2 separate regions of the Homo sapiens genome follow, and region 2 is linked to region 1. The links are chromatin loops, found by intact Hi-C in ENCODE. Cell type or tissue: Calu3. All regions are shown on one strand. Each heading gives the region's core, and the rest is flanking DNA. Links, peaks and the distances in the headings are about the cores only.

What was found. Peaks named below come from ENCODE experiments on the same cell type or tissue, not always from the same donor. Only the 100,000 strongest peaks of a DNase experiment are listed, where the experiment ranks them.
Region 2: it touches region 1 in a loop (4-fold over the local background); 3 of 110 quality-filtered maps call a loop at or near these places.

The regions. Positions count from the first base shown.
Region 1 is chrX:80,875,842-80,883,619 of GRCh38, reverse strand. No RefSeq gene overlaps it. Among named protein-coding and RNA genes, the nearest start is that of BRWD3, 70 kb to the right of the region's middle. In Calu3, for the core only: no CTCF peak of the experiment used is centred there; a DNase peak (open chromatin) is centred at 4,269.
Region 2 is chrX:81,171,968-81,179,745 of GRCh38, reverse strand. All of the region lies in intron 1 of HMGN5 (high mobility group nucleosome binding domain 5), which reads left to right. Among named protein-coding and RNA genes, the nearest start is that of HMGN5, 26 kb to the left of the region's middle. In Calu3, for the core only: no CTCF peak of the experiment used is centred there; no DNase peak of the experiment used is centred there.

The DNA.
Region 1 (7,778 bases), core at 2,714-5,213:
CCTGTTTAGCCACGGTGGTGCAGGATATGGTAATAGCTAAGGTCATGTACACGATTTCTCCTTCCTGGGCTCAGTGCTATTCTACCTGGAGATGCTGTAATGGACTGTGTTGGCTGACCCTCAGCCAGGAGGTGACACTTTCAAAAGAGCAGTAGCTGTGGTAGTAGCAGTGGAATTTATGCTTGCCTTATGGTACCCAGGGGCAATACTCTGGTTTCTCAGGTGATAGGCAGGGCTATAAATCTCCCAAAAGTTTCTGTCCTTCATGTTAAGCTACCGGGGGTGGGGGCAGTGGAAGGGCAAAGCCAGGTTGGGGTTGGGTCAGGCAGGTCCCTGCTCAGACTCTCCATGTGTAGAGCAAGGAATGGCCCCTGTGAAAGTCAGGGGGAGCAGTTTCTGGCCACTGGGGTAATGTTGCACAGAGGACCATAACTCTCTGCTGCACAGAAGAGTTCAGGCAGGGAGTGGCGAGTACCAGGTGGTAATAAGTCCCACCCAGCTTCCACGCACTTAGCAAGGCAGATCTCCCACATGCAGTTTTCCACTACCCACAGCAAGCTAAGTTCCAGGTTGTCTACACTCAAAACTTAAAACTGCCCCAGGTCATAAGCTTTCCCCATGGAGACAGAAACCACTGCATTCAGGCCACACCTCTCCCAGTCTGCTGGCACAGCCAGGGCACCCAGCTCCTGCACTTGTGGCTGCAGCACGCTTCCCACTCACCTCCTGGTTCTGGTGAAGGGGCTTCTGCCCCACTAAAGGTTACAGCATAAAATTAAGTTGGGAGCTTCTTTCAACCTGTGACCACTGCCTGAGTTAGTTGGCAGATTTCTGTGACGTCTCTTGTGAGGCAGGATAAGGAATGGCTTTCTTGGACCATGCTGAAGATGGGAATGCATGCAAGGCTCTTCCCACCGCCATTCCTACTTTTATATTTCTCACCACTCTCTTACTCAGTTCTGGCACAGCGTAGGGTTAAGGCCTTCCCCTGTGGTCTGGATTTCCATTTTCCCCAGTGGGGGTGTATATTCTGCAGGCGGTGTCTCTCCTCTCACATTCTGGGGACTTAACAGTTTTTCACCTGGCTCACGGTGTAGGTGGCAGCCTGCTGCTTCTTTCAAATAATCTATGGATTTTAGTTTTCCCATTAAGTTCCTGCATTGTTTCTTGGGTGAAAAAGTTCACAAGGTGAATATCTACACACTATTTTGTGTTTTCAAGTGGGAGAGGCATGCGAACACTGCCTTGAATCTGCCATCTTTGGGGGAAAAACCCACAGGAGATTTTAATGGAAAAGTCAAAACCGGACTGATAATATTTTTATTTTAATTTATAAGAAAGACATAAAATCTTCCAGGTAAATCAAAAAGAAAGAGCAATCCTCTGAATTATTCTGATTCATACATTTCGACCTGGAATTGGAGGAGAGTAGATGGTACTAAAGTAAGCCTAAGAAGTTCTAAGGCTTATCAACATCAGGCTATCTCTGCAGATTGCCAGGCATGTGGTTGGAAGCTGAAATATTCAAACGCCCAGATGTTTGGCTAAACAACATCGGATTTCTAGATATTTAGGAATCTCCAAATTTTTAAATGCTTTGTTTTCAGTTTCACTTCACATTTAGGTGTTACATGGAATCTTGAATACAGAAAGGAAAGAGTGGAGAAAATTTTTCATACAAACTCTAGGCATTTAATTCTGCACTAAGAGAAAAAGACCTACTGGAGATCAAGCATGAATAGTGAGAAAGTTACACACGGTATAACCAATCACAAATGAGCAATTAAGCAAACTAACAAGCAAGCAAACCCCCAGCCATACAATAGCCAAAGCATGAGCAGCTTTGCAAATACCTGTTATTGAAACAACCGAAGTCAAATTGGACTGATCTACAACATACAAAGTCATTTATACGAATGGGAAAGTCAGTATTACATGGTGGTTAAGAGCAGGAATTTTCATATCACCAAGACCTAGGTTTAAATTCTGACTCTGTAATCTTCATTAGCCTCAATTTCTTCACCAGTAAATAGGGATATAAATAGGTCTTGCCTCATAGGGCAATGTGAACATTAATGAGATAATGCATTTAAAGTCCTTAGCCTAGTGTTTGACATATGGTAAATACTTGATATATGTTAGCTTGAAAAAATATGAGCTTTTTTGTAAAATTTTAACATAATAGGAAGCTAGTATGACTATTTTCACACATGGATTAGTCTTTGCAATTATTCACAATAAACTCATTTACCTACAAATGAGTCACACACCTGTAGATAAATCGAATTTCGATAAATTAGAGACATTATAATTTTTATTCCAAACAAAAACTTATGCAATATTGTCAACAAAATATAAATATATCTAACATAGCAAGATTTTACTATTGCCTAAAACATATTAAGAAACTTTATCTGAATAAAAATGTTTTTAGAGATAGCATCATACTGTTAGATAATGGAGCTTCAAAAGAGATATTATAAAATTTTACATCTCATATTATGATATCTTGGCTTTACAATGTTACTAAATAAAGACATACAATATAGAAGAGGGAATAAAGAATAAATTACAATTAAAGAATATGTTCATATTCATTCAAATCAAGTAACTTGCAGGTTCAATTAAACAGAAAGTACCCTCAGTTCATTTTATGTACTGGATATATTTTTTTAAAGAGATAACCAGTAAACAATATCATACCAAAGTTATACTTTTTTTAAAAAAATAATTTTCCAAGAAATGTCATGTGGGCCAAAAGAGTAATACATTCCAAATTTCTGTACTCTATAATGAAGTCTGCTCTTCATATATGCATCCTAAAGCTCTAGAAGAACTCATTAACTCACCACCAGTTATTCCTCAAGATCCCTAGCCAATTTGCCTTCTTAGCTGTAAGGGGGAGGTTTAGTAAGGACTAGCTGGAACTGGAATTCTCAATATTTAATTTTAATAATCTATATAAACTATATGGAAACACCAAAAAAAACTTATTCAGCTAATTAATTTGAATATGCTTACTCTCAACAAACCATATTGTATGTACTAGAATTTACGATGTTGAATTAGTCATAGTAAAACATTTTCAAATTGCTTGTCCTCCTCATTTTAAAATGATAGAATTAAAAAGGCTACTATAGTAGGCAGCTTCTAAGAAGGCCCTCAATGATCTCCACCTCCTGGTATACACATCTTTGTGTCTACTCTCCTCCCCTTGAATGTGGGCTGGAATTCATAACTTGCTTCTAACAAACAGGATACAGCAATAGCAATGGAATGTCACTTCCAAAATTAGGTTACAAAGAAACTGTGGCTTCCATCTTGTACACCTTCTCTTTCATCTCACTCACATGCTCTGAGGGAAGCCAGCTATCATATCGTGAGCATCCCTATGGAGAGGCCCACATGGCAATAAACTGATATCTCTAGCCAACAGCCAGGCAGAATCTGAGGCCTGCCAGGAACCATGTGAGAGAAGCTGGAAGCAAGTCATTCCCAAGTTGAGCTCTGAGATGACAGCAGCTGCCAACATTTTGAATGCAACCTTGTAAAAATCTCTGAGTCAGAGGCTTTCAGCTAAACTATGCTCAGATTCCAGACCCACAAAAACCATAACACAAATGATTGTTATTTGTGTTACAGTTGACTGTATAAGCCTCTAAGTTTTAGGGTAATTCATTACACAGCAATAGATAAATAATATTGCTACTGAAATCAATAATACACCAATTGCAGAGATTCACTGGAGTCCAGGTTTTATTTTCACTCACTTCCATATTTTACCCATTTGTTTCTAAGAGCTGTGATAATGACATTTTAATTGTTTATATTTTGTTTCCATCATTTATTTCTGATATAGGTGGGTGCACAGTTTAGAAAGTTCATGAGCAGTATCTTTTTCACTGACAACTGAATCACATATACTTTTTCTTTTTTGTCTCTATGCAATTTATAAAACATAGAGGAAAATCTCCTTAGGTCTATAAAGGTGCTGGGTAGAATGAGGAAAAGGAATGCGTGATTACACAAGATGACCTTTAAGTTCCTTTCCATTACTAAAATTCTATGACTCTATGAGAAGGAGAATTTTTTGTCATGTTTTTCTCTTCCTCCTCCTCTTCTTCTCCTGCTCTCCGCTCATCAGCAATGTATATGTTCAATGTGAACTACATGGCTCCTTTTTGGAGGTGAAAGGCTAGAAGCATCTGTGCTCAGGTAGTCTCCCAAGTATGCAGCTGTCACTGTTCAGTACCTAATGTGGCAACTGCCAGAGCAACCTGGAAAGGTGCCAACTTCTGCTGAAAGGCTGCTGCAGTTGGGCAAAAGCCTGGTTGGAGCAGAGAATCTCATAGAGTATATTATAGAAAGAAAGTGTTTTTCTGCCCTTGACAGTTATGGTAGGCATATTGTTGCAAAGTTTGCATTTATGAGGGGATAATCAGGGTAAATATTTTTCTATAATAATGATAACTTGCATTTATCTAGTGCTTTATGCTTTGGGGTTGGTCAAGCAAGAAAAGTGAAATAAAGAGATTAGATCAATTGCCCATATATATACACAGCTGTGACCTAATCTTTAGACCTGAGTCAAGCCCAGAACTTGTCTTTAGATTCCTGGTTTGCTGACCTTTAATTATTGTGAGGCTTTCTCTGTTTTAAACACAATATTATTTTCTAGGAAGGGATAATAAGTCAATCAAACAAATTGCTAGTATAAAAACGTTGTTCTATATTTTTTAAACAGATGGATCATTATGTCATAGTTTTATTTAAAAGAAAATTTAATTCCAATATAAACAAGATGGTAGTCAACTTCAACTTGAATGGCCATAACTCAAGGATGAAACACCAATGGTTTTGCAAAGTTTTATAAAATGATGTACAAGAGTCTAAAGGTAAAATAGTATGGCAATTTATTTAAAGGAGTTAGCACAATAATTAACTCAAAATTTATTTCTAATATCCTGAGAATATTTGCATTCTGATATCTTAGTTGGCCTCTCAAAGTAACATCACTACATCACAATTTTAAATATGCCCTTTGATTAACTGATATTGTGAAATAACAACTGGAGGAAATCTGCAGCCTGAAATACCTTGGAGCATTAAAACAAGTAAGAGGGTTTTATTGAGTACACATGGACATATGTGTATTTAAGGATGAATGGTGGGAGGAGGGAAAGAATTCAAAAACTCCTTATAGGGTACTATGCTTATTACCTGGATGATAAAATAATCTGTACACCAAACCACTGTGACACACAATTTACTTATATAACAAAACTGGACATGTACCCTTGAACCTAAAATAAAAATAATAAATAAATAAAACTTTAAAAATTAATAAAGTAATAAGGTTTTGTGGTTGGTCATTTTTAATAGCCAAATGCATTCTCTCATGCATATATGTTTTTAATTCAAGAAATAAAATGCATGGTGTTAAATTTTTTAATATTATCTTTATTGTAGCAGCATTTCCAAACCAAAAAAAAAGCCTAAGTAATATCAAATGCTAACCTTCACTTTATGCCAAATTCACTTCTAATCATTGCTCATTGGTGGAGATTGTTTACCTATTTTTAAAAATCGGTATAATTTGTTATTAAAATGTAATTAGATTTCAAATTATCCGTACTAACAATTGATACAAATAAAAAATTAAATACTCAATGTTGGTTAATTTAAACATTTGCTGGGTGAGTAATTCTTTCAAAATAGCAGCTTAATACAAGATCTTATCTAATAGAAATCATACACAAAAACAACAGAGACAGATAATCTTATCTTTCAAGTTGGTACTCAACTTGAAAATTTTGAATATTTAGATACCAAGGAATTGGCATCATTGACCTTCAGGGTTAGAGTGGGAAGCAGAGCAATAGTGGAGGATTAGAGTTATAGAAGTAGTCGGTTCCTTAAGAAGACTAGAGAACTAGAGAATGGAAGGATATTTAAGTAGAAAGAGATAAAATGCAATGATAGCTTTTTTTTAATTTGAATGTAATTCAAAACCTTTTTAAAAACACAAGTCGAAAAATCTTTTTTTGGTCTAGAATATTTTATGTATGAATTTAAATTTAATACTACTATGAAATGATAAATATAATAGTAATAAAATATATGATACATAAGTAAAATATTTTGTCTTTAAAATATTCACAACACATCTGTGGAATATGCATAAAGAAAATTTAACTCTAGGTGCCCTATGTTTTTAATACCTTCATTTTATAAATGACATACAGATCGTCTAGCATATCAACAGGATTCTGAACATCTAATACCAATTAATGGCTAGCTGCCATAACACAGATATGAGAAATGGGATCAGTACATGGCATAACAGATGGTATTATTCCATACAGATGGTGCTTTGTGCTATATTAAATTAATTTGTAGAACTTAGAAACATATATTTATGTTTTATGGTGCCAGTATCCTATAAATTGTGACATAGATAAAATATAATACAGAATTTGGAGACAAAGGAGGGTGTCTTGTTGACTAAGAATATTTTTTGATAGCTACTAGACTAAAAAGTGATTTTTGGTTATGGAGCACCACCTAGAGGAAATGTAAGAAAAAGTCCTTAAGCAAGAATGGAGTAAAATGAAAATCAAATTTAAAACAATCACATAAAAACCCTAAGGAACCAACAACTTTAGTATTATATATAATTTTGAAGTTCTACTATCATCCAGCCATCAATCATTTTTTATTTTAAAAGTAACTTTTTAAAATTATTTTTTCCATAGGTTATTGGGGCTACAGGTGGTATTTGGTTACATAAGTTCTTTAGTAGATCTGTGAGATTTTGTTGCACCCATCACCTGAGCAGTACACACTGCACCCTATTTGTAGTCTTTTATCCCTCAACCCCCTTCCCACCCCTCCCCCCAAGTCCCCAAAGTCTATTATATCATTCTTATGTGTTTATGTCCTCATAACTTAGTTCCCACATAGCAGTGAGAACATACGATGTTTGGTTTTCAATTTCTGAGTTATTTCACTTAGAATAATAGTCTCCAATCTCATCCAGGTCACTGCAAGTGCCATTAATTCATTCGAAAAAGTAAAGTCTTTTTGTTTTTTTTGAAAAAGTAAAGTCTTAGTAGTGTTTTATATGATGGTTTATTTATAATTTCTATTTCTTTCTGAGGAGTTTTCTACAACACAATTCTTTTTAGAATGGTAGAGCTGAAAAGGACTTTAGAAATCATGTGGACCACTTTCTTCCTTTTACAGGTGAGGAACATGAGGCTCAGAGTAGAGAAATAGCTTTCTCAGGGTCTTAATTACATTAATGATAGGACAAGGACTAAAATATATAGAGTCCTTCCTCATTCTAACACACTACCCTTTAAACTGTATCATGCTGAATAAATAGACGTTACTTTTGATTGAACAAAAGATCAACAAGACTACTGAAACTTCTCTAATCTTACTAAAACGTCTACCACAGAGTGATTATATCCTTATCCTCCTAACACATTTTTAAAACACATCTATTTGTATGTAATGGAAATCAATCTTTTTTCCCTTCTAGTTTAGAAACCTGTTAGAGCTGAATAACTGATGAGTTTTTGGTAGGTTATAACATTAAGCAACATAAAAACTGAGATGTGGAGTATAAAATGGATAAAATTAGTAACTGTTTCCCTAATGTTAGAATGAGAACTTTTTGATCCACCACCCTCCACTGGTAATAATAATTAATATATAACTCATTTCTACTGGAGAATTACTGAAATGAAAGAAATGTCAGTCCATGTGATTAG
Region 2 (7,778 bases), core at 3,380-5,879, 300 kb before region 1:
CTGGGCAATGCGTGCTCTTTTTTGGTTCCACATGAACTTTAAAGTAGTTTTTTCCAATTCTGTGAAGAAAGTCATTGGTATCTTGATGGGGATGGCATTGAATCTATAAATTATCTTGGGCAGTATGGCCACTTTCACGATATTAATTCCTCCTATCCATGAGCATGGAATGTTTTTCCATTTGTTTGTGTCCTCTTTTATTTCATTGAGCAGTGGTTTGTAGTTCTCCTTGAAGAGGTCCTTCACATCCCTTGTAAGTTGGATTCCTAGGTATTTTATTCTCTTTTTAGCAATTGTGAATGGGAGTTCACTCATGATTTGGCTCTCTGTTTGTCTGTTATTGGTGTATAAGAATGCTTGTGATTTTTGCACTTTGATTTTGTATCCTGAGACTTTGCTGAAGTTGCTTATCAGCTTAAGGAGATTTGGGGCTGAAACGATGGGGTTTTCCAAATATACAATCATGTCATGTGCAAACAGGGACAATTTGACTTCCTCTTTTCCTAATCGAATACACTTTATTTCTTTCTCTTGCCTGATTGCCCTGTCCAGAACTTCCAACACTATGTTGAATAGGAGTGGTGAGAGAGGGCATCCTTGTCTTGTGCCGGTTTTCAAAGGGAATGTTTCCAGTTTTTGTCCATTCAGTATTATATTGGCTGTGGGTTTGTCATAAATAGCTCTTATTATTTTGAGATACGTCCCATCAATACCCTGTTTATTGAGAGTTTTTAGCATGAAGAGCTGTTGAATTTTGTCGAAGGCCTTTTCTGCATCTATTGAAATAACCATGTGGTTTTTGTCATTGGTTCTGTTTATGTGATTGATTATGCTTATTGATTTGTGTATTTTGAACCAGCCTTGCATCCCAGGGATGAAGCAGTCCTGATTGTGGTGGATAAGCTTTTTGATGTGCTACTGGATTCAGTTTGCCAGTATTTTCTTGAGGATTTTCTCATCTATATTCATTAGGGATGTTGGTCTAAAATTCCCTTTTTTTGTTGTGTCTTTACCAGGCTTTGGTATCAAGATGATGTTGGCCTCACAAAATGAGTTAGCAAGGATTCCCTCTTTTTCTATTGATTGGAATAGTTTCAGAAGGAATGGTACCAGCTCCTCTTTGTACCTCTGGTAGAATTCGGCTGTGAATCCATCTGTTCCTGGACTTTTTATGGTTGTAATTATTGCCTCAATTTCAGAGCCTGTTTTTGGTCTATTCAGAGATTCAAATTCTTCCTGGTTTAGTCTTGGAAGGGTGTATGTGTCCAGGAACTTATCCATTTGTTGTAGATTTTCTAGTTTATTTGCGTAGAGATGTCTATAGTATTCTCTGAGGGTAATTTGTATTTCTGTGGGATCGGTGGTGATATCCCCTTTATCCTTTTTTATTGCATCTATTTGATTCTTCTCTCTTTTCTTCTTTATTAGTCTTGCTAACTATCAATTTTGTTGATCTTTTCAAAAAACCAGCTCATGGATTCATTGATTTTTTAAGGGTTTTTTGTGTCTCTATCTCTTTCCATTCTGCTCTGATCTTAGTTATTTCTTGCCTTCTGCTAGCTTTTGAATGTGTTTGCTCTTGTTTCTCTAGTTCTTTCAGTTGTGATGTTAGGGTGTCGATTTGAGATCTTTCCTGCTTTCTCTTATGGGCATTTAGTGCTATAAATTTTCCTCTACACACTGCTTTAAAAGTGTCCCAGAGATTCTGGTATGTTGTGTGTTTGTTCTCATTGGTTTCAAAGAACATCTTTATTTCTGCCTTCATTTCATTACATACCCAGTAGTCACTCAGGAGCAAGTTGTTCGGTTTCCATGAAGCTGTGCAGTTTTCAGTGAGTTTCTTAATCGTGAGTTCTAATTTGCTTGCACTGTGGTCTGAGAGACAGTTTGTTGTGATTTCTGTTCTTTTACATTTGCTGAGGAGTGTTTTTCTTCCAATTATGTGGTCAATTTTGGAATAAGTGTGATGTGGTGCTGAGAAAAATGTATATTATGTTGATTTGGGGTGGAGAGTTCTGTAGATGTCTATTAGGTCTGCTTGGTGCAGAGCTGAGTTCAAGCCCTGGATATCCTTGTTAACCTTCTTTCTCATTGATCTGTCTAGTACTGCCACTGGGGTGTTAAAGTCTCCCATTATTATTGTGTGTGAGTCTAAGTCTCTTTGTAGGTCTCTAAGGACTTGCTTTATGAATCTGGGTGCTCCTGTATTGGGTACATATATATTTAGGATAGTTAGCTCTTCTTGTTGAATTAATCCCTTCACCATCATGTAATGGCCTTCTTTATCTCTTTTGATCTTTGTTGGTTCAAAATCTGTTTTAACAGAGACTAGGATTGCAACCACTTCTTTTTTTTTTTTTTTTTTTTTTTTTTTTTTTGCTTTCCATTTGCTTGGTAGATCTTCCTCCATCCCTTTATTTTGAGCCTGGTGGTGACAAAATCTCTTGGCATTTGCTTGTCTGTAAAGGATTTTATTTCTCCTTCACTTATGAAGCTTAGTTTGGCTGAATATGAAATTCTGGGTTGAAATTTTTTTTTAATATTTTAGTACATTTATTAAATTAGTAAATGTAATCTTAGAACATGTATTAGTTCTTTAAGAATGTTGAATATTGGCCTCCAGTCTCTTCTGGCTTGTAGGGTTTCTTCTGAGAGATCCGCTGTTAGTCTGATGGGCTTCCCTTTGTGGGTAACTCGACCTTCCTCCCTGGCTACCCTTATCATTTTTTCCTTTATTTCAGCCTTGGTGAATCTGACAATTATGTGTCTTGCTCTTACTCTTCTCGAGGAGTATCTTTGTGGTGTTCTCTGTATTTCCTGAAGTTGAATGTTGGCCTGTCTTTCTAGGTCTTTCTAGGTTGGGGAAGTTCTCCTGGACAATATCCTGCAGAGTGTTTTCCAACTTGGTCCCATTCTCCCTGACACTTTCAGGTACACCAATCAAATGTAGATTTGGTCTTTTCACATAGTCCCATATTTCTTGGAGGCTTTGTTCGTTTGTTTTTACTCTTTTTCCTCTTTGTCTTCTCATTTTATCTCATTAATTTCATCTTTGGTCACTGATAGCCTTTCTTCCACTTTTCAAATTGGCTACTGAAGCATGTGCATGTGTCACGAAGTTCTCATGCCATGGTTTGCAGCTCCATCAGGTCATTTAAGGTCTTCTCTACACTGTTTATTCTAGTTAGCCATTCGTCTAACCTTTTTTTCAAGGTTTTTAGCTTCCTTGCAATGGGTTCAAACATGCTCCTTTAGTTCGGAGAAGTTTGTTATTACCAACCTTCTGAAGCCTACTTCTGTCAACTCATCAGTCATTCTCCGTCCAGCTTTGCTCCGTTGCTGGTGAGGAACTGTGATCCTTTGGAGGAGAGGAGGTGCTCCTCTGATTTTTAGAATTTTCAACTTTTCTGCTCTGGTTTCTCCCTATCTTTGTGGTTTTAGCTACCTTTGGTCTTTCATGTTGGTGACCTACAGATGGGGTTTTGGTGTAGATGTCCTTTTTGTTCATGTTGATGCTATTCCTTTCTGTTTGTTAGCTTTCCTTCTAACAGTCAGGCCCCTCTGCTGCAGGTCTGTTGGCGTTTGCTGGAGGTCCACTCCAGACCCTGTTTGCCTGGCTATCACCAGCGGAGGTTGCAGAACAGCAAATATTGCTGGCTGATCCTTCCTCTGGAAGCTTCCTCCCAGAGGGGCACCCACCTATATGAGGTGTCTGTCGGCCCCTACTGGGAAGTGTCTCCCAGTTAGGCTACACAGGGGTCAGGGACCCACTTGAGGAGGCAGTCTGTCCATTCTCAGAGCTCAAACACCATGTTGGGAGAACCACTGCTCTCTTCAGAGCTCAGTTGGAAATGCAGAAATCACCCGTGTTCTGGGTCGATCATGCTGGGATCTGCCGACTGGAGCTGTTCCTATTCGGCCATAGTTCCATGTAGCTGGGAGAGGCCTCACAATTATGGCAGAAGGTGAAGGCACTTCAGTGGAAAGCAGGGGCTCCAACGGGGTAAAGGCATGCTCCATAACAGATTATTGGCCTACAATAGCGGGTGGAGCCACAGAGTTGGGAGCACAGGCTGCGGGAGCTAAGGCGATTGACTGCTTGGCATGCGGCTGAGGAGCCTCTGGGATATATAAATTTTCAAAATTTATTTAAGGGTTATGGAATCAATATATTTAAGTGATCCTGAAGACATGTTTTCATCTTACATTTATGAAATTTCTTCAAACTCCTTATAAAAATTAAAATAAAACATGATTGTTTATTTTCCTTTCCACAAGTCTCGTAACTCTACAAATAAAGAAAATTAACTTAAAACTATAGTTAACCAAAACTATATTTCATAGGCCGTTAGTCTAGAATAATGATAAGTAATACACACATACACACACACACACACACACAAATAGAATTGTTCTGTGTTCAAATACTTTGCTAAATACCTGTTTCCCATATTTATTTAGCCATAGAACAGATTTTTTAATTCCAGCACCATTCTATTAACATTTAGTATTCTGAGGGACACCAGTTTGAGTAACACTGGTTTCGCATAATACATTCTTAGTGAATCCACATTGACTTTTAGTAACATCCATTTCTTTTTCCAAAGTGCTTTTTAATACATTTAGAATCTTTCTTAGACTTCCACTCTTATGTTCAAATAAATAAATCATATTCTTCCATCATCAGTCTTCTGAACTCTCTTTTATTCTTCTTAGTAAGATTACTAATAGTTGTTGATCAGTTTCATTTACTAATCTTCTCACTACTTATTCTAAGTTGTTCCCCCCTACCTTGTACAGCTTGAGAATTATGACAAGAGTATCATGTGTGAATGCAGAGTCTATTTATAAGTTTTTGGAATGGAGTCATATACTACATATACTATAAAGCAGATAAATGCTACTCTTAGGAAAAAAATACATTGCAGAAAAGAACACTTCTATTTCTACACTACAAGACTTTAAAATACTTATTAAATTATTTATTATATGGCAAGCAGTGTGTATTTTATGTACTTTCATTTTTTCATTTAACTCTTCATAGAAATCCTATGAAATAGGTATTATTATCCTTATTTGATGGAGGATAAATCTAAGACATAATATTTAAGCAATTTGCTCAAGGTCATGTAACTAGTAAAGAGAGAAGCAATGTTTCAGAAGTAGATGTATTTTATTCTATGTTTTTAACTACTATGCTATACTGCCTCCCTGAGGACAAACTTTATATTTATTCCTTAGTATCTCAGAATGCCTAGTATAGTAGTTGCTCAAAAAATATTTACTGAATGAATAACTATATAAACAAATGTATTTCAGCTGGGTCAAGGGACTTTCATGCATTCAAAGAATTTATGTACTCTAGGAAAATATCTCTTTCCATCTTTAAACGCCTATTTACTAGTGTTATTCTACCCTTATCAGTCTGTAGAAGTCTGTCTAAATACTATGAGTGTCTTTCAAAATTAATTCTTGAAATTCTGTAAATTAAATAAAAAGGAAAAGGAGATTTTAAAAACAGCTTAACAGATTTCTGCATACCCTTTAATAAAGGACTGTATGATGTGTGAGGTCTCTGTGGATAAACACATAAGTGTAATAAACATTTTTTTAAGATTTATTTCTTATTTTCCTATAATGAGACTATTATTTTACTAGAGAGTGATCATCTTACATATGATAATATTAATATCTTTTGTTAACTTAGGAGAAATTACAGAAAAAAATTTCTAACTTTATGGAAGTCTCTCAGTTCACTGTCTTAATTTAACACATATCTCCAGGAGTTCACATCATAAAGACAAACAAATCTAAGTGAGTAATTCTAACATAAGATAACGATAAATGCAATAAAATAGACACAAGTAAGATGTTATGGGAAGAGATTCACTAAGATAAGGTGGACTTGAAAAGGTTACATTCATTCAAAGACAGTTTACTGGATAACTACCACTTGCCAGGCACTGTGCTCATTATGAGAGAGACAGCAATGCCTTAAAACAAGATTTCTACACTTTAGGAGTTCATAGCTTTGTAGGAATTACCAATAAGAAACAAAAAGTATAGTACTCACTGAGGAGTGTTATAGAAAATAGTATATATATAAAACACACAAAATAGCGTGGAAGCACAAGAAAAAGAAATATTAAATCTTCTTGAGAGAAATGGAAAAGATTTGCTGAGGAGCTAATTTTCCTATTTTAAACTGTTTTTATTTATCTTGTTTTCAATGTGTAATATAGTCACATGTCTCAAAATAAAGCAACATAACAAGGTTTCTATTCAGAAGTCCCATTTCTATCCTTTCTCAATCTACATGGCTCCTCCTACCCCTCCATTAACTGCTTTTATTCAATATTGTGGCTACTTCGAGTGTTTCTTTATGTAAAAGCAAGAAAATTATGACATACTTCATTTTCATTTCCAACCTTTATTTATTACAAAGGTAGTATACTATAGATACTCTACCTTTCCTTGCTTTTTTTCACTGAACTCTGTATCCTGAAACCTTCTCATATCAGTATAAATAAAGAGCGGGTCTTCATTCTTTGTTTTTCAAACAGGTGAGTAGTACTCCATTGTATGAATGTACCATAACTTATTTAACCAGTTCTCTGTGATGTACATTTGAGTTATTTCTAATATTTTATTAATCCAAACAGTACACCAATAAAAAGTTTTGTATATATGCATACACAGGTATATCTGTAGACATAAATTCTAGTAGGATTGTTGACTCGAACAAATTCATTTGTATTTTTTATAAATATTACAAAATTAACCTTCATAGGGATTGTTCTACCAAAATATATGAGAGTGCTTACTTCCTGAAGTTTATTGCTGAACATTCTTTTTCATTGTAGTTTAATCCATATTTCTCTTTTATGAGTAAGGTTGAGTATTTTTCATATATGTCTTATCAGTTTCTAAAAGTAGGAGGATTAGGTCTTATCTGTGATATCAGTTGCAAATATTTTTTCCAGTTTTTCATTTGTCATTTAAAATTTTTTTATCATGTTATGTTTTATGATCATGTAAATTTTTTGTTTATTTGCTTTTAAAGTAGTTGATATTATCAGTCTTTGTTTCTTTGGCCTGGACTTTTTACCAAAGTTTAAAAGGTCTTTCCTGTCACTCAATTATACAAAAATTCACTGTTTCCTTCTTGTTCTTTTATAGTTTTTTTTTTTTACATTGGGTGTTTTTTTCTGGGTATTCAGTGTACATAACAACAATCTCTTTACATGTATTCTTTCCTTTGCTTTTTTCTGGAATACTTTAAAGCAAATTTCAGACATTATGTTAGTTCACTCCTTAATATTTCAGAGTACATATCAAACTAATAGGACTTATTTTTCCACATAACCACCCAGTTATTACCATACCTACCAAAATTAACAATAATGTTTTAATAACATCTAATACCCAGCTTAGGTTAAAATTTTCCTAATTATCTCAAAGATATCTTCTTCCAACTTTTTTCTCATCAGCATGCAAACAATGTCCACACATTTGGTTTTTATGTTTCTTATGTTTATTCTACAGTCCCCTGTTTTTCTCTCTATTGTGTACATAAATTTAAAGAGCAGAGGGAAAAACCAAAAGAGTGAAGTGTTGCTCTTTGAAAATGGATTTACAGCCTCCTCAATTTTTTTTTTTAGGGAAAGAAAGATGATTTAAACAAGCAAATAATATTTACCTTTGTTCAAGCACATTTAATTTTATCAAGACACGATTCATAAGAAGTAATTTGTTTTTAATAGAGCTACACTTTATGG